Linked DNA regions of Mus musculus: regions 2 and 3 are each linked to region 1. A link is a loop called in an ENCODE intact Hi-C map of the cell type or tissue named here. Cell type or tissue: left cerebral cortex. All regions are shown on one strand.

The links. Hi-C counts contacts between places; a loop is a spot of excess contacts. Peaks named below come from ENCODE experiments on the same cell type or tissue, not always from the same donor. Only the 100,000 strongest peaks of a DNase experiment are listed, where the experiment ranks them.
Region 2: a loop joins it to region 1, with 4 times the contacts of the local background. A loop is called at or near these places in 8 of 42 quality-filtered maps.
Region 3: a loop joins it to region 1, with 18 times the contacts of the local background. A loop is called at or near these places in 3 of 42 quality-filtered maps.

The regions. Positions count from the first base shown.
Region 1 is chr4:140,675,185-140,683,184 of GRCm38, forward strand. Gm13025 (a long non-coding RNA gene) reads left to right here and starts at 4,561. Exons shown (of 3, transcript XR_001784551.2): 1 at 4,561-4,718; 2 at 7,560-7,711. In left cerebral cortex, CTCF peaks have their summits at 4,086 (motif pointing left) and 4,729 (motif pointing right); DNase peaks (open chromatin) are centred at 4,040, 4,761 and 6,388; H3K4me3 peaks cover 283 bases; H3K27ac peaks cover 313 bases.
Region 2 is chr4:140,245,177-140,253,176 of GRCm38, forward strand. It overlaps Igsf21 (immunoglobulin superfamily, member 21), which reads right to left and starts at 1,635. Exons shown (of 10, transcript NM_198610.2): 1 at 1,126-1,635. The coding sequence starts at 1,195. In left cerebral cortex, CTCF peaks have their summits at 253 (motif pointing right), 4,419 and 7,367 (motif pointing right); DNase peaks (open chromatin) are centred at 424, 1,185, 1,409, 1,821 and 5 more places; H3K4me3 peaks cover 2,337 bases; H3K27ac peaks cover 1,582 bases.
Region 3 is chr4:140,953,158-140,961,157 of GRCm38, forward strand. It overlaps Gm13031 (predicted gene 13031), which reads right to left and starts at 4,745. Exons shown (of 4, transcript NR_045911.1): 1 at 4,507-4,745. In left cerebral cortex, a CTCF peak has its summit at 4,894 (motif pointing left); DNase peaks (open chromatin) are centred at 4,348, 4,793, 5,375 and 6,412; H3K4me3 peaks cover 1,642 bases; H3K27ac peaks cover 1,985 bases.

The sequences.
Region 1 (8,000 bases):
AAACACAGTGGGTGAAGGGCTAGCCTCGGATACGCAGAGCCCTGGGCTCAATCCCCAGGGCTGCATAAACCAGGGCAGGCAGGCCTGCACTCCCAGCACTCAGGAAGTAGAGACAGGAGCATGAGGGATTCAGGCTCATCCTAGCTACACAGAAAGTTTAAGGCCAACCTGGGCTACATGAGACCCTGTTTCAAAAAAAACCAGCTGGGTGGTGGTGGCACACGCCTTTAATCCCAGCACTCGGGAGGCAGAGGCAGGCGGATTTCTGAGTTCCAGGACAGCCAGGGCTATACAGAGAAACCCTGTATCAAAAAAACAAAAAAACAAAAAACAAAAAACAAAAAAAAAAACAAAACAAAACAAAACAAAAACCAAAGAATAGGGCTGGAGAGATGGCTCTCAGCAGCTAAGAGCACTGGCTGCTGTTCCAGAGGAGGACCTGGGTTCAAACCCAGCACCCACAACCATCTGTCATTCCAGTTCCGGTAAAGCCTACACCGTCCTCTGGCCTCCACGGGTACCAAGCTCACCCATGGTATATAGATCCACATACAGGCAAAACACCCATGTACAAAGCTAGGTAAATAAATACCCTTAAAGCAAGGAACAGAGGCTGGGCAGTGTTGGTACACGCCTTTCATTCCAGCACTCAGGAGGCAGAGGGAGGCAGATCTCATAACACTAGGGTTTGGGAGGCAGAGGGTCCTGCTTAGGGTTACTGTTGCTATGACGAAACACCATGACCAAAAGCAAGTTGAAGAGGAAAGGATTTACCCCTCCAAAGTCAGGGAAGGAACTCAAGCAGGGCTGGAACCTGGAGGCAGGAGCTGATGCAGAGGCCGTGGAGAGATGCTGCTTACTGGCTTGCTCAGCCTGCTTTCTTATAGAACTCAGGACCACCAGCCCAGGGATGGCCCCACCACAGTGGGCTGATGCGTCCTTACTTACAGGCTTCCCTACTGCCCAATCTTATGGAGGCATTTCCTCAGTTGAGGCTCCCTCCCTTCTGATGGCTAGCTTGTGTCAAATTGATGTAACACTAACCAGCACACAGAAGCAGAAGGGTCTTCAAAAAGTTCAGGGTCAGCTTGTTCTATAGTAAGTTCCAGAGCAGCCACAACCAGGTAGTGAGATTGTGTCTAAATTATAAAATAAAATTTCTATTTTGTTTCTTTTTATTATTGTTGTTGGTGGTTGATTGGTTTGTGCAGCTCCTGCCTTCTGAGGGTTAGGATTGTGTCTAAATTATAAAATAAAATTTCTATTTTGTTTCTTTTTATTATTGTTGTTGGTGGTTGATTGGTTTTTGCAGCTCCTGCCTTCTGAGGGTTAGGATTAAAGGTAAGCACTACCACTGCCCAGGTTCAATTTTATTTCTTTCCAAAGATTTGCTTTTTTTTTTTTTTTCTTCAGGAGACAGAGGCATCTCTGAGTTTAAGGCCAGCCTGGTCTACAGTGTGCATTCCAGGACTGCCAGGGCTTCACAGAGAAACCCTGTCTCGAAAACATAACAATAACATACACACACAACCAACAACAAGATATATGTACTTGTTTTTATTTTATGCATCTGAGTGCTTTACTTGCAAGTACATATATGTACTACATGGATGCCTGGTGCCCTCAGAGCCAAAAGAGGGTGTTGTATCCTCCGGAATTGGAGTACAGATTGGTGTGAGCTGTCACCTAAATGCTAGGAATAGAACTGAGATCCTCTGGAAACCCAGAGTGTTCTTAACCTCTGAGCCATCTCTCAGGACCCTAAAACACACACACATGCACGCGCACACGCGCGCGCGCGCACACACACACACACACAAAACGGGACCTCACAATGTAGTCCTGGCTGATCTGGAATTGCTATGTAGACCAGGCTGGCCTTGAACTCACAGAGATCTGATGGCTTCTGCCTCCCTGGTGCTGGGGTTAAAGGTGTGTGCCCTGATGCCTTATATCTAACAACAATGCATAAAACAAAAAGTCTAATTAATAACAAAGCAAAGGCTGTTGATGAACCTCAGTTGCAGGGTGTTTAACCTAGCTGGCGTGAGGCCTGCATGTGATCCCCAGTATGTAAGTGTTGCAGGGATTTCCCTGCCCAATTACATTAGTGCAGAGGAAGCCTGTGATTGGACAGGGAAAGGGAGGCAGAGATAAGAGTGGCAGAGACAGAGAGCATCTCAGGGGAGAGAGGAGGGAGGATGGAGGTGGACGTGAACCCGCCACAGTTATTATATCATAATTGGGATAAAGCTTTTAGCATTATCAACTCGCTCTGAAATGATTGCATTGGCATCTTGTAAACTGTGACTTGATTGACACATAAATCTGATTGATTAACTATAAGCTTTAAGAGTTTTAATTCTCGGGGCGTGGTGGCACACGCCTTTGATCCCAGCACTTGGGAGGCAGAGGCAGGCGGATTTCTGAGTTCAAGGCCAGCCTGGTCTACAAAGTGAGTTCCAGGACAGCCAGGGCTGTACAGAGAAACCCTGTCTCGAAAGAAAAATAAAGTTTTAATTCAGGCTGGAGAGATGGCTCAGCGGTTAAGAGCACTGACTGTTCTTCCAAAGGTCCTGAGTTCAAATCCCAGCAACCACATGGTGGCTCACAACCATCTGTAATGGGATCAGATGCCCTCTTCTTGTGTGTCTGAAGACAGCTACAGTGTACTTACATATAATAAATTATTCTTTTAAAGATTTATTTATTATTGTACATGAGTTCACTGTAGCTGACTTCAGACACACCAGAAGAGGGCGTCAAATCTCATTATGGGTGGTTGTGAGCCACCATGTGGTTGCTGGGATTTGAACTCAGGACCTTCAGTAGAGCAGTCAGTGCTCTTACCTGCTGAGCCATCTCTCCAGCTCCCAATAAATAAATTAAAAAAAAAAAGTTTTAATTCTACTGGGTAATTGGGTGTTGTGATGGCTGACCGTGGGGTGCGTGGGCATTGTGTGGTAGCGAGAGAAACTCAGGAGTCCCTGCCGAAGAGTTGGAGAGTTGAGAGAAGCAGGAGATTGGAGAGTTGGCAGGTTCATTTTTAATATTTCCCGCAACATGTAAGTAAGGGGGTTGGAGCATGGGGGTGCACACCTTTAGTCCCAGCACTGGGAAGCAGAGGCAGGTGGATCTCTGTGAGTTTGAGGCCAGCCTGGTCTACAGAGCAAGTTCTAGGACAGCCAGGGCTACATAGCAAGTCAGAAGAAAGAGGAGAAGAGGAAGAAGGGAGGAAAAAGGAAGGGAGGGAGGAAGGGAGGGAGGGAAGGAGGGAGGGAGGGAGGGAGAGAGGGAGGGAGGGAGGGAGGGAGGGAGGGAGGGAGGGAGGGAGAGGTTCTCTCCTGGATGGAGCAAACCAAACCAGCCCACAGAAGTGGGGTGTGAGCAGGTGTGGGAGGGTGCACCCCTAATCCTAGCAGTTTTGGGATGAAGGCCACAAGTCCAGTGGTCCAGTATCTGCTATCTTCTACCTATAGCATCCAGATACACAGCAGACACTGATCTTCAGCCAGTCTCAGCTACATAAAGTTCAAGGCCAGCCTGAGCTACATTGGACTCCATCTCAATTAAAAAAAAATGGCACAGGTATCACCATCCTCCGAATATGGATGGATGGATGGATGGATGATGAACGGATAGACAGATGGACGATGGATAGATGGATGGATGGAAAGCCAGGTCCCTGTTATACACCTTTCGTTCCTTCTGACCTGCAGGTGAGACTTTCCCAGGGTCCACTGTCAGCTTCAGGCCTGGGTGTGATGATGCAAGCCTGTAATCCCAGCATCGGGAGGGAGAGGGAAGATCAGAGGTACCAGGCCATCCTCGGCTACATAGCACATTCAAGGCCAGCCTGTGCTACATGAGGCACTGTGCTAGCCTGGTCCATCCTAGCCTTAATAAATACAAGAGTCAGAGGGGAAGACACAAAACCCCAGATGGGATGTCCTGAGCCCAGGTCCCCGGGTTCTTCACAGCCTGACCTGATACTGAAGGAGAAGAGAGGACTCACCTGGGCCCTCTCCCACTCCAGCAGGACCGGTCTGTGCAAAAGCGTGGGGCTCCAGTGCCCCCTGCTGGCGGCAGTGAGAACAAGGCCAAGAGGACTTCCCTTCTTTCCTCTGTGCTTTGGGGGTGAGGGTGAGGGGTCTGCCTGAGATGCTAAAAAACCCCAGCAGCATCTTAGCCTTGAAAATCTCGTGCTCTCTTCAGAGGAAATCAACCATTTCTGAAAGGATCCCCAGAACAGAGCCAAGGGAACTCACCTAGCCTAGTCTGTCCAGCCCAGGAAGCCTTCCTGGAGGAGGTGATCTGCATTGGGTGACAGACAGTATGAGTCAAGGACTTAGTCCTCTGGGTCCCAAATAATAATTTATGTCTATTTGGCCAGGACCATTGAACAGACCACACTTTCATGAAGCTGAAGGGGACAGAACATGTTGGCCTGTGCCTTTAATCCCAGCATTCAAAAGGCAGAGGCAGGTGGATATCTGTGAGTTCCAGGCTGTTTTAGGGGTGGGGATGGGGAGGCAAGCAGTAGGCATGCGTGGTAGCTCATACCCATCATCTCAGTACAGGAAAGATGGAGCCAGGAAGATCATGATTGCAAGGCCAACCTGAGCTACAGAGTGAGACCACCAGAAAGAGGAAGAAACGTCCCGTTGGTAGGACTTGAGGAGCCACGGTTTCCCTTTCCCTCCTGTTCCGGGTTTGTGGTAAGAGAGCCAAAAGATGTCGATGCACCATGTCTGGTGAGCAGCAGAGGGAGACAGAGAGCCAGGGAAAGCTGAGCTGGAAGGATGAGTGAGCCAGGAAGGAAGCCAAAAAGGGGTGGGGTGGGGGTGGGTGTTACCAGGGAGGGAGGGGGAGGGGTGAGGAGGGGCGAGGCGGGGCGGGCCGGGGGCGGGGGCCGACACTGAGAATGAAAAAATATGGAACCCAGGAGGTGACAGCGCACACTATTAATCCCAGCACTAGGGAGGCAAAGGCAGGCGGAATCTCAGAGGCCAGCCTGGTCTACGGAGATTTCCAGGACAGACAGGGCTACACAGAGAAACTGTCTAGGAAAAAGAAAAAAAGAGCCGGGCAGTGCACTTGGGAGGCAGAGGCAGGCGGATTTCTGACTTTGAGGCCAGCCTGGTCTACAGAGTGAGTTCCAAGATAGCCAGGGCTACACAGAGAAACCGTCTCAAAAACAAAAAAACAAAACAAACAAACAAAAAAGCTGGGCGTGAAGCCGGGCGTGGTAGCGCACGCCTTTAATCCCAGCACCCGGGAGGCAGAGGCAGGCAGATTTATGAGTTTGAGGCCAGCCTGGTCTACAGAGTTCCAGGATAGCCAGAGCTATACAGAGAGACCCTGTCTCAAAAAAAAAAAAAAAAAAAAAAAAAAGCTGGGCGTGGTGGCACATGCCTTTAATCCCAGCATTCGGGAGGCAGAGGCAGGCGGATTTCTGAGTTCGAGGTCAGCCTGGTCTACAGAGTGAGTTCCAGGACAGCCAGGGCTATAAAGAGAAACCCTGTCTTGGAAAAAAAAAAAAGTAAAAAAGTAAAGAAAAGAAAATACACAACCCAAAACAGAATTGTAGGGACTGAAAAAATGGCTCAAAGGGGTGGCTCACAACCACCTGTAAACCCAGTCCCAGAATCCAACAGGCAAGCATGTACAGTACACACACACACACACACACACACACACACACACACACAGTAGCTGAAAATGACCTTGAACTTCCTCTCTCCACTTCCCAGGCTGGGGTGGCAGGGTGCACCTCCATGCCTAGTTTGTAGGGCGCTGGGGCTTCATGCTTCAACAGCAGACACTCGACCAGCTAAACTACATCTCCAGTCCTGCTTCCTGCCTTTAATGGTGTGGGGGAGTCCAGGTCTTCAAGCGCTAAGCAAACCAAGCCACCACTGTGCCTCAGCCCAGCCCTGGCTTAGCAGCCTTTATTAAAGGTCTTTAGATGTTATAAAATCGTTTTGTGGAATTATTCTAGGATTCCAACGCACATAGTAGGTGCTCTGGTGTGTTAGACTGTCAAAGCCACGTCTATAAAAAGGGAAACAATATGCTTGGAATTCCAGGGGACTCTGACGTGATCATGAAGGAAGGAGTGTCTTTAGCTGTCAGTGTGATCGCCTGCCTGAGAATTTAGCTAGAAAACATTTCTCCTGCACATCCAGGCCAGGAAAGAGCTCACTTGAGAGGAGTGGAATAGAGTCCATCTTTAGCCTGGCCACTTGGCGGCCGTTTGATTAGTCCAAGTCAACAGACCGCTGTAATTTTTACTTCTTTATTTTGATTTTTATGTATACAGGCATTTTGCCTGCATGTATGGCTGTATACCATATCTATGCCTGGTGCCCAAGGAAGCCAGATGAGGGCATCAGATCCCCTGAGACTGGAGTTACAGATGGTTGTGAGCTACCATGTGGGTGTTGGGAATGAACGGGAGTGCTCTGGAAGAATAAGTGCCCTTAACCACAGACCTACTTCTCCAGGACCTGCCATTTTTACTTAACATCTCTTAAGCCTTCTTCTTCCTCTTCATGGGTATTTATTTAATCTCACTGGTTTTGTTGTTGTTGTTGTTTTGGTTTCTCTTTTCTTTTTTTTTTTTTTTTTTTTTTTTTTTTTTTTTGGTTTTTCAAGGCAGGGTTTCTCTGTGTAGCCCTGGCTGTCCAGGAACTCACTTTGTAGACCAGGCTGGCCTTGAACTCAGAAATCCGCCTGCCTCTGCCTCCCAAGTGCTGGGATTCTCAAAGGCGTGCGTCACCACGCCCGGCAGGTTTTTGTTTTTTTAACATTTATTTTAATAGCCAGCCTTGGTGGCACACATCTTTAATCCCAGTCCTTGGGGAAGCAGAGACAGGCGGATCTCTGTGAGCTTGAGGACAGCCTGCTCTAGAGATTGAGTTCCAGGACAGCCAGGGCTACACATAAACCCTGCCTCAAAAAACAGACAAAACTACACACACACACACACACACACACACACACATATACACACACACACACACACACATAAAAATCAAACTTTTTAAGAATATCTGAAGCAAGTCAACCAAAAAGAAAAGGCCATTAAAGGAACCGCCCGCCCCAAAGTTTCTCCCAATGTTTTGATTGCGTGCTTTCTAGATGTAGACAAAGATGGTCTTTAGCAATTCAAAATAACAAGACTATGTGGCACAACCCTGGAACCTCGCTTTCCCAGAAAGCCCTTAGGAGATTTCTGCAACAATCCAGCTGGGCATCTATCACAAAAGTGAAGACAGGCCAGGAGTGGTGGCACACGCCTTTAATCCCAGCACTTGGGAGGCAGAGGCAGGTGGATTTCTGAGTTCGAGGCCAGCCTGGTCTACAGAGTGAGTTCCAGGACAGCCAGGGTGACACAGAGAAACCCTGTCTCGAAAAAAACGAAAAGAACCAAAAAAACAAAAAAACAAACAAACAAAAAAAGAGTGAGAAGACAGACACCGTTCCTAGGGCTGGACCAGTTGTAGGCCACAGAAGCTCTGGCCACCTTCCCAATCTGTGGCACTGAATCTTCACAGCCTGGAGAGGTCAAGGAGCTTGCCTGAGGTCACACAGAATTCTACACCTGGCAAGATCCAGCCGTGTTCATGCATGTGCAAGTGTGTACCCGTGCAGGTTAGAAGCGGACATCATCAGGCGTCTTCCTCATTGACTCTCTGCCTCATTTAGGGTACGGTATGCATGTGTGTCTTTCTTCCTATTCATATGTGTGAGTGTGTGCACATGCATATGTGTGTAAACTAATGTCAGGTGTCTTTCTCTCTCTCTCTCTCTCTCTCTCTCTCTCTCTTTTTTGGTTTTTCAAAACAGGGTTTCTCTATATAGCCCTGGTTGTCCTGGAACTCACTCTGTAGATCAGGCTGGCCTCGAACTCAGAAAGAAATCCGCCTGCCTCTGCCTCCGGAGTGCTGGGATTAAAGGCGTGCACCACGCCCAGCTTCAGGTGTCTTTTTTAATCA
Region 2 (8,000 bases), 430 kb before region 1:
TTTTCCACTCTCCCACCTCCCAGGGTGGCCACGCTCTGATTTCAACACCGGTGGTTGGTTGTGACTTGACCTGGAGAAGGAGCTTCCCCCACCCCCTACCCCCACCCCCGCCCCCACCCTCTGGAATCCCCCACCTATGACTCTGTTGGCCCTGCCTCCGCCCTGCTGGGCTGGCATCTGCTCCCTGTTCCCTGCCCGGAAGGCACTGGGGCGTCAAGTTCGACTTCCATATCATTTAAGACCCACCAGAGGGCGGCGCTGGGCAGGGTGCCCCTCCTCCCAGGTAGCCCTAACCATACACTCTAGAACTGCTCCGCACTGCTGGCTCTGGGCAAGCCTTTGAGCTCCAGTTTCCTTCCATCTGGTTCAGCCTAGGCCATGACCAAGCCCATGCGGGACACACACACACACTCACACACAGATGCGAGCCATACTGTTGAAACTCCTCCAGCCCCAGATGTGCTCACAGTTCCCTGCCCAAGTTCCCTCGATCTGCACCTGCTCCCAAACCCAGAGCTTCTAGGACCTCAAGTCCTGTACTTCCACGTGTAGCTGGGTACACTCCTGTCCAGCTCTAACAGAAATACAGTCACCGGCTGTCACACAGCCCTCTAGAGACCAGGCAGCACACCGGGGATCGGCGTGAACCGCCACACCTCAAACACCCTTTCCTTAACAGGCTCCCACATGCCGCGACGCTCACACACTTACCCTCCTGAAGGAGTTCACACCCCCAAACACTCAGACTTTCTCTCTCACCTCTCCATGCAACTGATCTAGACTCTCTGTTACCTCTCTCACACACACACCATCACACAGCCACATCTAAATGTACTCCCGTGCCCTCTCCAAACATAGCTGATTCTCGGACACTCACAGACCCAACAAAGACACACACACACACACACACACACACACACACACACACACACACACACACACACACACCACTGGCACAGACCCACGAGAGCTTTCTCCAAAAGATCTATCCTCTCTTCGCTGCACGGAAGCCCTCCTGGACTGTGCCTACAGCCCGAGACTCCCAGAGCCATCCGGGCCCGCGCCCTTCTCGGTCTTTGCGCGCATCCCCCGGCCCCGGGCTTCCGCGGGCGCCCGCACACTCACCGCGTGCCAGGTCCAGAATCGCGGCGAGCAGCAGGCAGGAAGCGCGGCGGAGGCTTGGAGCAGCTTGCATGGTGTCCAGAAGCTGGCGGCGCTGGCCGAGGCGGCGGCGGCGGCAGCGATCGCAGTGGCGGCGGTGGGTCCCCTCGCCATGGGCTCAGAAGCGCTTGTGACCCGGGCCGCCGGCCGTGGCGGTGACGAGAGGCGAGGAGAGCCGAGGGGAGGTCCCCATGCTACTGTAGCCCGGCCGCCAGGCTACCCGGGGCTGCTCTGGGCTGTACCGGGATGCTCCGGGCTGCACCACCAGGCTACTCTGGGCTGTAATAGGATGCTCCGGGCTGCACCAGACGCACTGGCTGCTCCGGGCTGCACCGGACCTGGCTGGGGCGCGCAGCTGCTCCCGGCTGGTTGGCTGCGATAGGCGGCCACGGCGGCCGGAGTCGGATCCGTGGCGGCAGTGGCGGAGTTTGGAGCCGAAGCTCTGCCCGCGCCGCCGCGCTCTGCCCCGCGCTCGCTCTTCTCGCGCCCCCTCCTCTCCCTCCTTTCCTGCCGCCCCGCCCCCGCCCCCCCCCACCCCCCGCGCTGCGCTCGCTGCCGTATTCTACAGACTTTTCTTTAATCCGTTCTGGGCTGTTCGGCTCTCGTCCGCTAAGCCGATTTATTGCAGAGAGGAGAACTCGCCCCCCTCCCTCTCGGCTTCTACCCTCTGCTCCCCCCACCCCCATCTCATCACAACTGCTTGCTTGTGAGCTGCATCCTCCCATACACACACACCAAGCTTCGCTCCACCCGAATCGCCCTCCCCACCCCTCCACCTGGACGTGTCCCTGGACGCCCCTTTCCTCCGCTTGGTGGATGCAAGCACCCTTCCTCCTTCCAGGAGAGAGAGATGCTTTCCCCGGAGGGATGTAGGTCCTCAGGGCTTGCTTTGACACCTATGAACGTCGTCCTTAGGGGCTTCAGAGCTTCAGTGTTCCACAAATAAGGGCTACCCTCCAGCCCGCGCCCCGCGCAGAACAGCTGCATTGTATGTGCAGGCTGGACCGGGCAAGGGAGGCATCGACTTTTTCTTCTGAGACCAAGATGTCACCTTAAAAAAAAAATCAGGGCTGACACCCCAGCTCCTCCACCTGAGAACCGGGGTGGGGTTGAAACTTGTGTCAGATCGTCGCTTTGATCGCTCACGCACTATTGAGCCTGGGCTGTGGGGTCTCCCACGTGAGGAAGAGGCAGGTGCTCCTAGCTCTTAGGGTGGTGGTGGGGGTGGTGGAACCAGGAGTTAGATCGTCAAGTTCCAGAATGAACAGCAGAACCAGAGAGTGACTCTGAGCCCCCAAACCAGGACCCAGGTCTCCTTATGCTGCATTCTCCAGGGAAGTCCCAGCTCCCCTATCTTTACTAAGCTGCTGCATCCTTGTTGCTCAGTTTACTTAGCCGGGCAATGGGTACACTGGCAGCCCCACTGGCTGCAGGCCTTGGGAGAGGGGTGGGCAGTGAGTAATGGCCTGGCAGGTGCTACTAGGAAAGACTTGTGCCAGGATGCCCCACGGAGTGACCCACTCTCCTCCTTACCCTCTGCAGCCTTGTCAGCACATGGCCTTTCAAGGCAGCTAGCTAGCTAGCTGCAGTTCAGGGTCGCTCAGCCTCCCTGCTCCAGGGAAGGAGCGATTTGCATTTATTTAGATCTGAGCGAATACGTTCACCTGACAGGCTTTAGAAGGATCCTCTTAGTAAAATAATAATAATGATCGTAATAAACCCTTATAAATAGGTGTTTGATTACAGTTTGTCCCTCCGTGGGTATTTTTTTTTTGAATCAGACTAATTGGTTGCTAGACTGATTGGGCTGGATCTGGCTTGAACACTGGAGTCTTGGGCCTTTATCCTTTCCCTGGCTGTTCTCCACTCCCCCTTGCTACGCCTCCAAGTCTCATCTTCCCCAAGCTACTGAGGGGTGAGCTTGAGGGCATCTCCCCTCCCCTCCAAAAAAAGCTTCCCCCCCACCCACCCCCCGCTAAGCAAGCCAAGGGAAGAGCACAACCCTTGCCTGTCTGATCCTGCCAGTCTCTCCCTCCCACCTCTCTGCTTCTGGCTTAGGAAAAAGCTATCCAGGATTCTAAGCCCTCGGTGTGAGAGGTTCCCTGGCTGAGGAGCTCCAAGCCCAGATGCCCCCCCGCCCCCCCTCCCGGGCTGGGCTAGGCTTACAGGAAATGCATGCATTGCTGTGTGGCCTTCCATGCTCTTGGAGTCTAGGTGCAACAGGATGGAGCCAGGTGAAGGAGGACAGGCAAGAGTTCTTCAGAAGGCCAAGTGGGCGTGGCTTCCCGGCCGCACCCACCTACCACTGTCCTTGGGGGAGGAGCTGAAAGGAGCAGGTCATTGGTGAAACTACCCATCAGTCCCAAGCTTAACCAGCTGGGAAAGAGGGCCAAGGTATTGTCTCCACGGAGTCCTCTAAGAATGGCGTCAGTGGAGAGGGTGGAAAGGAGAAAAGAAGTTTGAAACCAGGGAAGTCTGGTTTCACGGCTGAGTATCTTGGGCCTGGAGTTTTTTATACCTTAATGGACCCACCTTTATTCCCAAATCATCTTCACTATCCACCCTGTCCTTGAACATTACCCTGTGGAGAAAGTACTGTTCACCCTGGCCCGTGGCACATAGTAGGTCTTCACTGAGTATTGGATGGATGGAAAAATGAATGTAAGGCTGAATGAGGTTGGATAACTGGTTGGTTTGTTCCTTAGCTCTGAGCTCAAGCTGGTACTCGGTGGGTGCTCAGAGGCAAGCTGTAGCCACGAACCTTCTCAGAGATCCAGGATTGTGACGCTACTCCGCCCTGGTGCAGAGTTGGTTTCCCTTGGAAGGGCCAGGCTGCCAAAGCACGCCTATTACCATATGGTAATGATAATAGCAACAGCCCGCCTCCCAGCTCGGCCAAAAGCCCCGCCCCTTCGGCTCCATAAACCACAGCACTGGAGTCCTTTCTTCTGCTGCATAGAAAGGTGACTCGGAAGCACAGTCAGTTAACAGGGGGCTCTGGGAAACTAAGGCAAAGGAGAAGTCACCCAGGGCAGCCACAAGCTTTTCATTTAGTTTATGTCTACTGCTGCCCGCCAGAGGCGGTGCTTGCAGTTTGCTCTCCTGGCACTCAGACTCTCGAGTCACAGTGAACCACGCCTCTCTCTTGGGCTCAGGTCCAGTAGGAACCGTGAGCCTCTAGGCAGCCAAGGTGCAGCTATCTGCCTGCCCGCCCGCAAGAGTGAGCAGGTCCTAATCCTCTGTCCTTGGTGCTGACACGGGCTCTCCCGACAGAGGGTGCTAACACAAAAGCAACCTTCTCCGCCTTGCTCCAGGGATGGACACCCGGAGGTCACGATGGAGTTTTAAGTTCTCTTCTCCAGGGACAGGGTACCACTGGCTCTCACAGCCTTGTTTCCAGAGGGTGGGCTTTGTAGGTTTGGGGAGAGCTACTTGGTGGAGTAGAGAATATGAGGACCTGCCTCTGTGCGCTGGGTGCTGTCAGAGACTTCAGCTTGTGAAACAGTAGCAGATCAGTGTGTGCGGCATGACTCCTATTTTAAAGATGAGATGGATGAGAAACAGAGAGGTAAGCAGCAACTTTTCCAGGGGAACAGCTAGTGATGGACTCAGGTTTGAATGCAGGATCCACTTCAAGGCTAGAGCTTTTGCATGCTTTCCTTGGCCACCTGCAATAACCCCACAGGGATCCACATGCATACATACACAGGGGCTCGTGTGTGAGTACACACACATGCCAGATGGACAACTTTCATGAGTCCATTGTGTCCATTTATTGGCTCCCATCTAATCATCACGGAAGTCCTCCATGGCAACTTTGTGTACACATGACTTACAGATAAGGAAACTAAGTTGCAGAGATGCCAGGTGAATCGTGAAGATAGGGTAAGGCAGAAGATTCTGAACATAGGGACCAGGTACGGGCATAGGGACCAGGTACAGGCTTCTCTCTCTCTCTCTCTCTCTCTCTCTCTCTCTCTCTCTCTCTCTCTTGCTTCTCTTTATGCTGGCAATCAACACCACCGGCATACATCCCACGCAGGACCCGTTTATCTAAATTAAACACAACCAGAAATGATGGCAATACCCAAACCGATTGCGAGCCAGCCACTTGGAATTAAGCCTTACATCTCCTCCTTAACAGACTTGGCCCACCTACATTGTCAAGATTCCACATATTCCCCTAGAAAAGGACGCCACGGGCTGAGGTGGTAATCTCCTCACAGGACACGCACAGGGGTGCTAGGTATCATTCACCCAGATGAGGGAGTTGGAGGCCAGGGTTCCCCACACTGGGTCTCACACAGAGACCATTTGTGAGCTTGTAATGAAAATTCCTCAAAAGAGGGTTTCATGGCTAAGTCTACTTGGAGAATGCCAGTAGTTTCCTCTCAGCTCACAGGAGCACAGTAGCTTTGTTGGATGGGAATCTGCCTTTGCTTATCACCCCTCTTCTTATCAATTCTTATTAACATCTATGTCCCCAGGTGTCTGTGACAATAGCGGACAGGTGACAACAGTAGCAAATAGAATGACCACCGCTGACTGATGACATGTGTCACTAGCTAAACGCAGCCTGCTTGTTTGGATGCTTTGCTTGTACTAGTTAATCAAGCTCTGCACAGCCCTGTGGAGTAGACTCTACCTGTGGGTCCATAGAATACAGAAGGACATGAAGGGACAGATAGTGAAGTCATTGCCTAACGTCACCTACCTGGTATATGGTAAAGTTGGCATCTAAAGATAGACGACCCCTTGCTGATCTGTCTCTCTGCTTTCTGACCTATGTTTCCCAGCCCATACTCTCCAGCCCACCTCTCTATGCTGAAGTTGGAGATATCTGTTCTGTGTCCTCACAGAGCATTGTGGGCCTAATGTGTACAGGACCACAGGTGATTCATCTGATCATTTGGGCCAAGAAAGATGGAAAGTGACTGTTGGGGGGAAGGAAGGGATAGATGGATGGATAAATGGGAGGTTGGATGGATGGTGGATGGATAGATGGATGGAAGGAAGGAAGGATGGATTGGTGGATGGATGATGGATAGATGGAAGGATTGATGGATGGAAGGATGATGAATGGAAGGATGGATGGATGATGGAAGGATGGATAGATGATGGATAGATGGAAAGATTGTGGGTACACAGATAAAAATGGATGAAAGGATGGGCAGATGAATGAAAATGATAGGTGATAGAGATAGACAGGCAGGCATGCAGACAGACAGACAGACAGACAGACAAATAGAGGAATTTATGGATAGATAGATAGATAGATAGATAGATACATACATACATACATACATACATACATACATACATGCATGCATGCATGCATACATAGATGAACATAAAGGATAATGGATGGATGGATGGATGGATGGATGGATGGATGGATGGGCAGTGGAGTGGATGAACAGGTAGACAGATCAGAAAAAGGCTTAGTGGGTCCACATAGAGAGGTGGTGTGGATGGATGAATACAGATTAGGAAATATCAGCAGGATTTATTCTTTTCCTGCACACTGTGCTGTCTGGCTGTGAAGGAGCAGGGCAGCAGATGTTAGTCATTACCAGAGGTGCCAGCAGATACAGTCAAGTGCCTGAGCGAAAGCGTAGGCTCTGGGGTCAGGAGCCTAGACTTAAATCCCAGTCTCGACTCTCAGAAAGGCGATTCTGACCAGAAGATAGGAAGGAAGAACTCTCTTCCTATCCACTGTGACAAATTCATTGGTCACCTACCTGGTACATGCCTGGGCCAGTCTCCCCCTTGCCTGTGAAATGCAGATAGGACTAGAGTGACCAGTGTGGCTTGTGATCACATCAGAAGATGTTCAAACCATGAGGATCAGCTGTGGCTGCTGAACTGGCACTTGAGGCAGTCAGCAACGCAGTGCTGCTATGACCCACGGTTTGTTTGCTTCTGTGGTCCTCAGCCCAGCATCCTTTACAGTGGTTCCACTGTAGAAGAGTGGGCAGACTACAGTGTGGAGGTCTGAAGAGACTTGCAAAGTGTTGGCCATAATGCAAAAGCAAAGGAGGGAAGCCGGTTCATTTTCCCCTGTGATCCTTTAGAGCATTAATCCATCCATTTCCAGTTTCGGACCCTTGTCTCCAGGTTATCATTTCGGGGCTGATAAATCTGAGGTCACTCTTGAAATCCTCCCTTGTCTACTTTCCCTCTCACTCTGCAATTTTGAAAATCGCCAATAGGTGGCGCCATGGAACACGCGATTTTCCTTTTTTTTTTTTTTTTCCTTTCCTTTCCTTTTGAATTGGAGGGCCTGTAGTTCATAACATGAATCACCTTCTTAGTCACAGATTCCTTAAGTGTCAATGTTTCCAAGGCAAGGCATGATATCCCTAGACATGCTTCCAGTTAGTCCATTTTGTGATGGGGGAAGAAATACTGTAGAGGGGAAACTGAGGCCCCTGCAATTTGTATGGAGTGGGTACCTTGTTCCCACTACAAGAACAGAGATTTTCCCACTGTGATCCTTGTCTCCCCAGGTCTCACTGAACGTTCCAGAAGGTCTGGGCTATTTTACCTTGTTCCCTGAGAACTCTCGTGTTATTCTTTTAGGCCCCGGTCATTTGGTTCTGGTTCACGCAGGCCAGGGTCACATGGTTCTGGTTCATGCAGGCCCAGGTCATGTGGTTCTGGAAGTTGAGCAGGGAGGTCTAACTATCCAAGTTAGTGATGCAATTGGGAACCTAATGGCATGGGTGCCCGCAGGTTTTGGTTAAGTACAGAAGCCATAGGGTAAAGCGCTCAAACCTCTCCCCTCTCTACAACCTGCTTTCTGGCTGTGCCTTCAGGTCCCAGAAAGTGTCAGACAC
Region 3 (8,000 bases), 280 kb after region 1:
AGTCTACGGCAACATCTAAAGAAGGTTGTATCTGCTGCATTATGAACAGAGTTAGGGAGTGGGGCTTGGAGAGATTGCTCAGTGGTTAAACACGCTTGCTAGTCTTCCAGACAGTGGCTAACTCCCACTTTTGGCCTCTGTGGGCACCTGCACGCACACACGCACACTCAGGTACATACAAATAAATAACATAAAGCCAAGTTAAACCCGTGAGGTAGCTCACCGGGTAAAGGGGCTTACCGTGAGCCTGCAGGCTGACTTTTGTTTCTGAGACTACCTTTAAGACAGGAGGAAAGAGCTGACTATATGAAGTTGTCCTCTGACCTCCACATGTCTGTCCTGGCACATGGATCTACATGCACAAAAAAAAAAAAAACAAAAAAAAAAACCTTCTAGCCAGGCACGACGGCACGTGCCTTTAATATCAGCACTCAGGAGACAGAGACAGGTGAATCTTGTGAGTTCAAGGTCTATGCAGCAAGTTAGTTCCAGACAAACCAAGGCTAAACAGGGAGCCAGAGAGGCCAGGGATTGGTGGCACATGCTTTTAATCCCAGTACTCTAGAGGCAGAAGCAGGAGAGTCTCTGTGAGTTTGAGGCCAGCCTGGTCAACAGAGAGAGTTCCAGGACATCCAGGGTTACACAAAGAAACCCTGTCTCAAAAGAGAAAAACAACAACAAAAACCTAGAATCCAGTCATCTGACTGTCATAGTTCATCAAAGTTGATTTCTGTAACACAGAAAGTAGAAATGCAAAGGGAACATCAGCCTTCTTCCTTCCAGAACCTTCCAGAAAGTCCTCTTGCCTAAGCTATGGCCATCTTGGGGGGCAGGGGGGTGGCTTTGCTATGTCACCATTGCCCACTGTCAGGATGAACCCCCCACACCCATCTTGACTCTGTCCTTTATTGTTAAAGGTTGTCTTGCAGGGAACAGGAAGTCCTTTTCTCAGCCCTCCTTCTCCTCCCCCTCCTCCTCCTCCTCCCCCTCCTCCCCCTCCTCCTCCTCCTCCTCCTCCCCCTCCTCCTCTTCCCCCTCCTCTTCATCATTAACCCTAGCCTAGAGGTGCTTTGCCTGCATGTATGTCTATGTACCACATAGACTTCATAGCTTTCAGAAACAAGACCAGGGCATTGGATTCCCCAGGACTGGAGTTACAGACAGTTGTGAGCTGCAGTGTGGGTACTGGGAATTTAACCCAGTTCCTCTGGAAGAGCAGCCAGTGCTCTTAACTGCTGAGCCATCTCTCCAGCCATCTTTATTACAGCCATGCTCATGACCCAAAGGTTAACCCCGACGATTGAAGGAGAAAGGCTGACCATCAACCCAGATCATCACCACCGAAGTAACTGGAACAACAATGAATTAAAGCAAGGTCTTTATTTCCAGACACAGGATGCCTCCCAATACGTGGTGTTCAAGAGATCACCGCTGTAGAATAAGTTGATCATAACAACCTCTTTGAGGGGGCTGGAGAGATGGCTCAGCAGTTAAGAGCACTGACTGCTCTTCTGTAGGTCCTGAGTTCAAATCCTAGCAACCACATGGTGGCTCACAACCATCTGTAATGAGATTTGATGCTCTCTTCTGGTGTGTCTGAAGACAGCTACAGTGTACTTACATATAATAAATAAATAAATGTAAACAAACAAACAAAAAACAACCTTTTTGAAGCGGAGGCATGATTGCAAGGTGGTCGTTACAAGGTAGTCCTAATAACTGTTTAAACAAAGGCCAGGTTGCAAGATGTCTGTTACAACTTCTGAAACAAAGGTTTAGTTGTCATTTTTCTGGAACAGGTAGTTCAGCACTATCTGTAGTTAAGGTTACAGGCGGGGCATAGCCCAGTCCTTGAGAAGCAGACACAGTCATAAACAGCAATGAGTGTAGTGTGTCTTTACTACACAATGGCTTTTAAGTCTAAGATGGAGGCAGGCTGGTTTGTCACTTATTTTCTGTTTTTTTTTAAATTTATTATTTATATATTATTAAATTTTGCAGACCAAACACAGATTTATTAAGGAAAAGTGAGAAAGAACTCCCCAGAGTGGGAGAGGTTCTAAGTAAGAAATATTTTATTTTCTTCTTCTCTGTTTGGCTATTGAGAATTGAACCAAAGGTTTCACACGTTCTAGATACGTGTTCTACCACTAAGTGATATCCCTTTCCTCCGACCTCTCGCTCGCTCTCTCTCTGTCTCTCTCTCTCTCGCTCGCTTTCTCTCTAGATAAGTGTTCTACCACTAAGTGATATCCCTTTCCTCCGACCTCTCGCTCTCTTCTCGCTCTCTCACTTTCTCTCTTTCTTTTCCAAGACAGGATTTGTTTCTGTGTAACCCTGGCTGCCCTGAGCTCACTCTGTAGACCAGGCTAGCCTTGAACTAAGAGATCTTCCTGCCTCCTGAGTGCTAAGATTAAAGGTGTGCATCATCACTGCTCAGCTTGCTTTCTTCTCCCTCTCTCCCTCTCTCCCTCCCCCTCCCTCTCCCTCTCTCTTTGCTTCTGAGATAGGATCTCTAGCCCAGGACAGCCTTAAGCTCCCTATGCAACCAACAGTGATCTTGAACTTCTAATTCTTCTACCTCCACCTTCCAAGAGCTGAAATCACAGGTATGGACCTCCGTGCCCAGTTTAGGCAACGCTGAGAACTGAAGCGCAGACTTCATGGCTACTTGCCACCTTCCCAGCCCCGGGTTCATAGTGTTGTGGAGCCATCGCTCTGCTTGTGGCTCTTGAGTCCCTCCTAACCTGTGAATCTTATGAAAACTCTAAGAAGGGTTTCTGGCCCCTCGGTGGGCAGTGTCACTGACACAGTAATTGATCATCTTTTATAAACATTGCTACCAGAGCAGAATAATGATTCAGCCACCACTCTTGGAAAGAACTTAGAGACGTGCATTCTTAGCATTGACCACCGCCCTGAGGAAGAACCTGGAGTTGAGGATTGTTAGTAAAGTTAGGTTAAGATGGTTGGGTTTTTTGTTTTCTTGTTTTTTTTTAAGCGGCTTTGACATAAAAAATCTTGAGCAACAATTCGAAATTCAGAAAAAAACCTTTGATAATTGAGCAAGGGATTTGTTGAGGTCAGTGGACAAGAACAGTGGCAGCCTGACCAGCACCAGCTGACCTGGCTCTCTTGTTAAGAGATCGGCTGGTGATCAAGGCGATGACTAACTTCTTGAACCCATTTTTGCTCTCCACTCCCTGATATGATTTAATAAAAAAAATTGTTAATGAATAGATGTGCACCCTGATATTTAAAGTAGAAATGGCTGATCATTTTTTTACATAAAAGTTAGATTTGTGATTTTTTAAAATGTTTTTTATGAGCTTACTCTTTAAGATAAATAATAAAAATAATTGAATCTCTCTTTGTAACTGCACATTGCAGCCTGCCAGTAAGAGAAACTGGCTGAGAAAATTAGCTCGTCTCTTAAACTTTGTTAGTCTATCACAAGTTGCTTAGTTACAAATGTGAATGGGTTCTTAGGAACAACTTTTTTTTTTTTTAGTATACTCAATGTTATCATTCACTTAAAGAAAGGAGAGTATAATCACAGTGTAGCCAGTGTACTGCTTGGAAGATTTTGCTGGGATATATAAACTGAGGGAGAAAAATGCCAAGGGTGTGTGTGTGTGTGTGTGTGTAAATTGTTTAGATCTCTTTGGCGCTTGCTTCATCCACCAGGTGTGTATGAATGTGTGCCTGCTTTCCAGCTCCCTGACCCCACATCCCCTCCTTGGATTGCTAAACATACTGTGGGGCTGGTCTGACACAGCCAGGCCTGGGGGACCTGAACTGCACAGCAGTCACATTACCATACCACCCCCAGCCTGCCATCTGTACCTTTGTTTTGAGGGTGGGGTGAGTGAGAGACAGTGTTTCCCCGTCCAGGGTTTCTCTGTGGAGCCCTGGCTGTCCTCGAACTCAGAAATCCGCCTACCTCTGCCTCCCAAGGGCTGGGATTAAAGGAGTGCGCCACCATATGTACTTTTTAATGACTGTTAAAACTAACTGAGTTCTGTGGCAGATGATTTCCATTCAAATCCTCCTACCGGTTATTTAGCATAATCTAACTCTCCTGTGGCTCTCCTGGCTGAGGCACTTCAGATGGAGAACTCCGCGGGGCAGGAGGTTAATCCTCCTCCTTGGCAAGGAACTGGTCATCCCCATTCATTTTACTATTGCACAGAGAAGTTTAGTAACTTACTTAAGGCCACATAGGCGATGGTTTTGACGGAGCAGCTTGCACTCCCAAACCTACACTCTTAACCGCCCTCACAAAGGCAGCCCTAGCCCTGCCTTTGACAGTTCTGCATCTCTGACGTTGTGTTTTGCTTCTGACTCCCACCACCACGAACCCAATGAATATTTACCATTGTCCCTGCTTACATTTCACTTGCAGGACTCCGATTTTAAAAACAGTCGAAAATTCAAGGCTCAAATGGAAGAAAGCTGACGCAGCCCAGTGCAGCGTCCGCAGTGTGAATAAACGTCCGTGCTTACCTGGAAGATCACACGAACTGCTAATCTGAGAGTATGCTAGAGACGCTGGGTGGGTCACAGTCCCCCAGAAGGCTCTGGGCCACTTGCTAAGTCCCAGCAGCTGAGCTGACCTAAGCTGTGTGCACCACGGGTCCAGCTGGAGCAGGGGTGGCTCGTGACTGTCCGCTCCAGGAGTTAATTCCATAGAGACTGCTCGTGAAACGGGAGAAGTCTATGGCCCCGTTGCCTCGCTCCCACTCAGAGAGCATATTTTGAGAAGTCTAATTATACGGTGGGGTTTGTACAGGATGAAAGAAAGGGGTTTAGATAAGCCTTTTCTAAAGGCAAATTGGCAACAGCTGTTAGAGAGGGCTGGGCAGCGCTGCGAGCCGGGAGTGCCCCCTGGAGGTAGACTCGAGTAACTGCAGCCAGCACTTTCCTTAGACACAACCTACAGCCCACCGTTATGTGACCTGGGTTAAGTACTTGACCCTCGGTGGCCTCAACAACAAATGAAGACCTATAATTCCCACCTGGTAGGTTTGCTGTAACGATTATGCACAAATGTAGCCAAAGGGTTGCTTACACCCCAAACCTCCAGCAAAGCCTCCAAGGGTCAGATGATGTCATTCAATGATCTAAGAGACTGGAAAGGGCTTCTCTGAGAACCAGGCAAAATAGATAAGGGAGGGGGACGGGAAATGGGGAGGTTGACAATTGCTCTGCCAACTGTGTCGACTCTGATTCTGGAATTGCCAGCTTTCACCTCAGCGTCTCTCTAGAGCCTCATGATACAGAACGAGGGTAACCTAGAAGTAAAATACCCCAACCAGAGAACAGAGATGTTCCAGGAGAAGTCGGCCTCTTGCCAAACTCCGAAGCCACAGCCCTGCTTGGATGATTGAGCCACAAAAGGGGCTCCTTCTGCAGTAGCCAGAGGGGAGGCTCCAGGGCTGAGGGGACTCAGGCCCAGCCTATCCAAGGGTACCCTGCTTCATGGAGGGATACACTGAGTCAGCTGGAGGTTTGGATGCTGGTTGGCTGATCACACTGAATTGCCTTGCTTTTTCTCCATCCCTGACCACCCATATGTGCCTACATATGTGTATGTGTACTGCACACATGCCTGGTGCCCTTGGAGATCAGAAGAAGGCATCAGACCCCTAGACTTGAAACTAGAGATGGTTGTGAGCCACCAGGTAAGTGCTAGAAACTGGACCCAGGTCCTCTGGGGGCAGTGGACAGCAAGTGTTCTTACCCGCTGAGCTGTCGCTCCAGCCCCTTCAATATGAACTTTTAAAACCACTCTCTGCCCTGCCGAGGCTCCTCAGTGCTTCCCATGTAACCCTGAGCTACTGAGACCAACCTGGTATTTGTCTTTGCTCCTGGACTGAACGTCTAGCCCTGGGGGGGCGGGGGGGGGCAGAAAGAGTCTCTCAAGCAGAATTGCCACCCTAGGTTGCCCAGATTTCCCAGCACGACTGGAATGGGGACAGTTATTCAAACTCATCAGGGTTGTTGGGAGGACCAGAGGAGACTGTTGATGTAAACACATTTGTGGGCGATGAGGTGAGATTCTGCATAAACACAGGGCTTCCAGCAGCATGTCTGATGAAAGCAATATATCACTCTCTCCGCGGATGCCAGCCAACCAGCCCCAAACCCTGCGGTCTTACGGCAAGGACAGCTTGGCAACCCAAGTCAGGAAGGGGCCATGAAGACCTTTAAGCCCTATGGCATCTGTGCCTTTCTGGCACCCCAAAGCTCAGGGCGGAGGTGGAGCCACCCAGGAATTTATTATCCTTCCATAACATTAAGCTCCCCAAATCCCCATGACGCCCAGGAATGATGTGACTGCAGGGTGTGTGGGCACACTGGCACCAAGGGCCCCTCCAATAAATCAAGGTCTCAGTTTTGCTGGCTGCTCAATGCTTTTTCCAAGGTGACCTGGGTGGCCATTCATGTAGCAGTGGTGTCTGTCTTTGACATGGTGGCTAAAAATGGCTAAGGGGGCCAGTTCTCTAGAAATACTGCCTGTTGACACCCTGGAGGAGTTACAAAGAAAATGACAGCCTTCCTACAACCTTGGCCGATTTGGGTGGCCCTGATGGTGGTCCCTTGGGTAGTCTAGAAGAACCTACCCAGTGCTGAGCCAGGGCCCCTGAGAAGCCAAGGCCACCTTACCATCTGTTGCGCAAGACAACCACACCAGTCATAGAATCTTAACTCAGCTGCCACAACCCCTAGTGATTCAGGCAAGGACGCTATAAGTCAAAAAGTGGCGAAGGACTTGTCAATGGTCACATGGCCTTGAGGGGGCGATCAAGGTAACCCCCAGGGGTTCAGGCCTCTCCACACCCCCTTTAATGAGGCTACCTGGCAGAGAAGCCAGATTCAGGGTGAGTTCCCAGAAACTTGGCCCCATCTAGCCATTCCTCCTGTCATGGTAATTTCTCCAGTGTCTTCTAAAAGAGCCAGCGTGAGGAAACCCAAGACTATAAACAGTGCCCTCCTCTGCCAAAGGTGAGCGGAAAGAAATCAAATCCTTCCTCTGGTAACAAGGACCAGCAAAGTCACTGGGTGCCCCAAGAGACCAAGTGACTTGGGATACCAAGATCACGCCTGCCCAAGGTGGTCAAATCCCCAGTCAGAGGGTGGGGGGCTCTGAGAGAACCCATAAAAGGTGTCAGAAAGGCTGGACAGTGGTGGCGCATGCCTTTAATCCCAGCACTTGGAAGGCAAAGGCAGGCGGATTTCTGAGTTCAAGTCCAGTCTGGTCTACAAAGTGAGTTCCAGGACAGTCAGGGCTACACAGAGAAACCCTGTCTAGAAGTGCCAGAAAAAAAAAGCAGCTCAGGTGACTAAGGAAACTGACGAAATCTGAGGACACAGGTCGGTTAGTAGAAGGCTTGTTCAGCACACACAGGCATGGTGGCACACAGCTGTAATCCCAGCTCTCTGCAGTTCTTTACCTGTAGGAAGATCTGAAGTTGGGGACAGTGGACAGCCTGTGGGTCCTTGGTGGACAGCCTATAAGCTACATCACCCATCTTTCCTATTGTCATCTTCCTTGGGGTTAGAGAGGAATTAGGTGAGCAGCTCGCTCACTTACCACAGCATTCCAGAGGCTGGCACCAGCCACATACTAGGTACCCTTTCTGGCTGCTTTGGTTTTGGTTTTGTGTGTTTTGAGGCAGGGTCTCAAGTATCCCAGATGGACTCGACCTCATTAAGTAGCGGAGGGTGAGCTTGGTTCTCCTACTGTCTCCATATGCCGGGCATGCAACTTCTGTACCGACGTGACGTTCATCTTTTGATCACTTCAGTCACTTAACAAGTGTCCCAATCAGGTAGGGACTGACAGGTTCTCTAGATTTAGCACAAAGCTGACCAGACAAGAGTCACAGGTGATTGACAGACACCACTGCAAGTAGAGAAGGGTTAAAAATCACAGCCACCAGCAGAATAGGAAAGCCCCGCCCTCCTGGCCTCTGCCCCGCCCCTCCACGCTACCC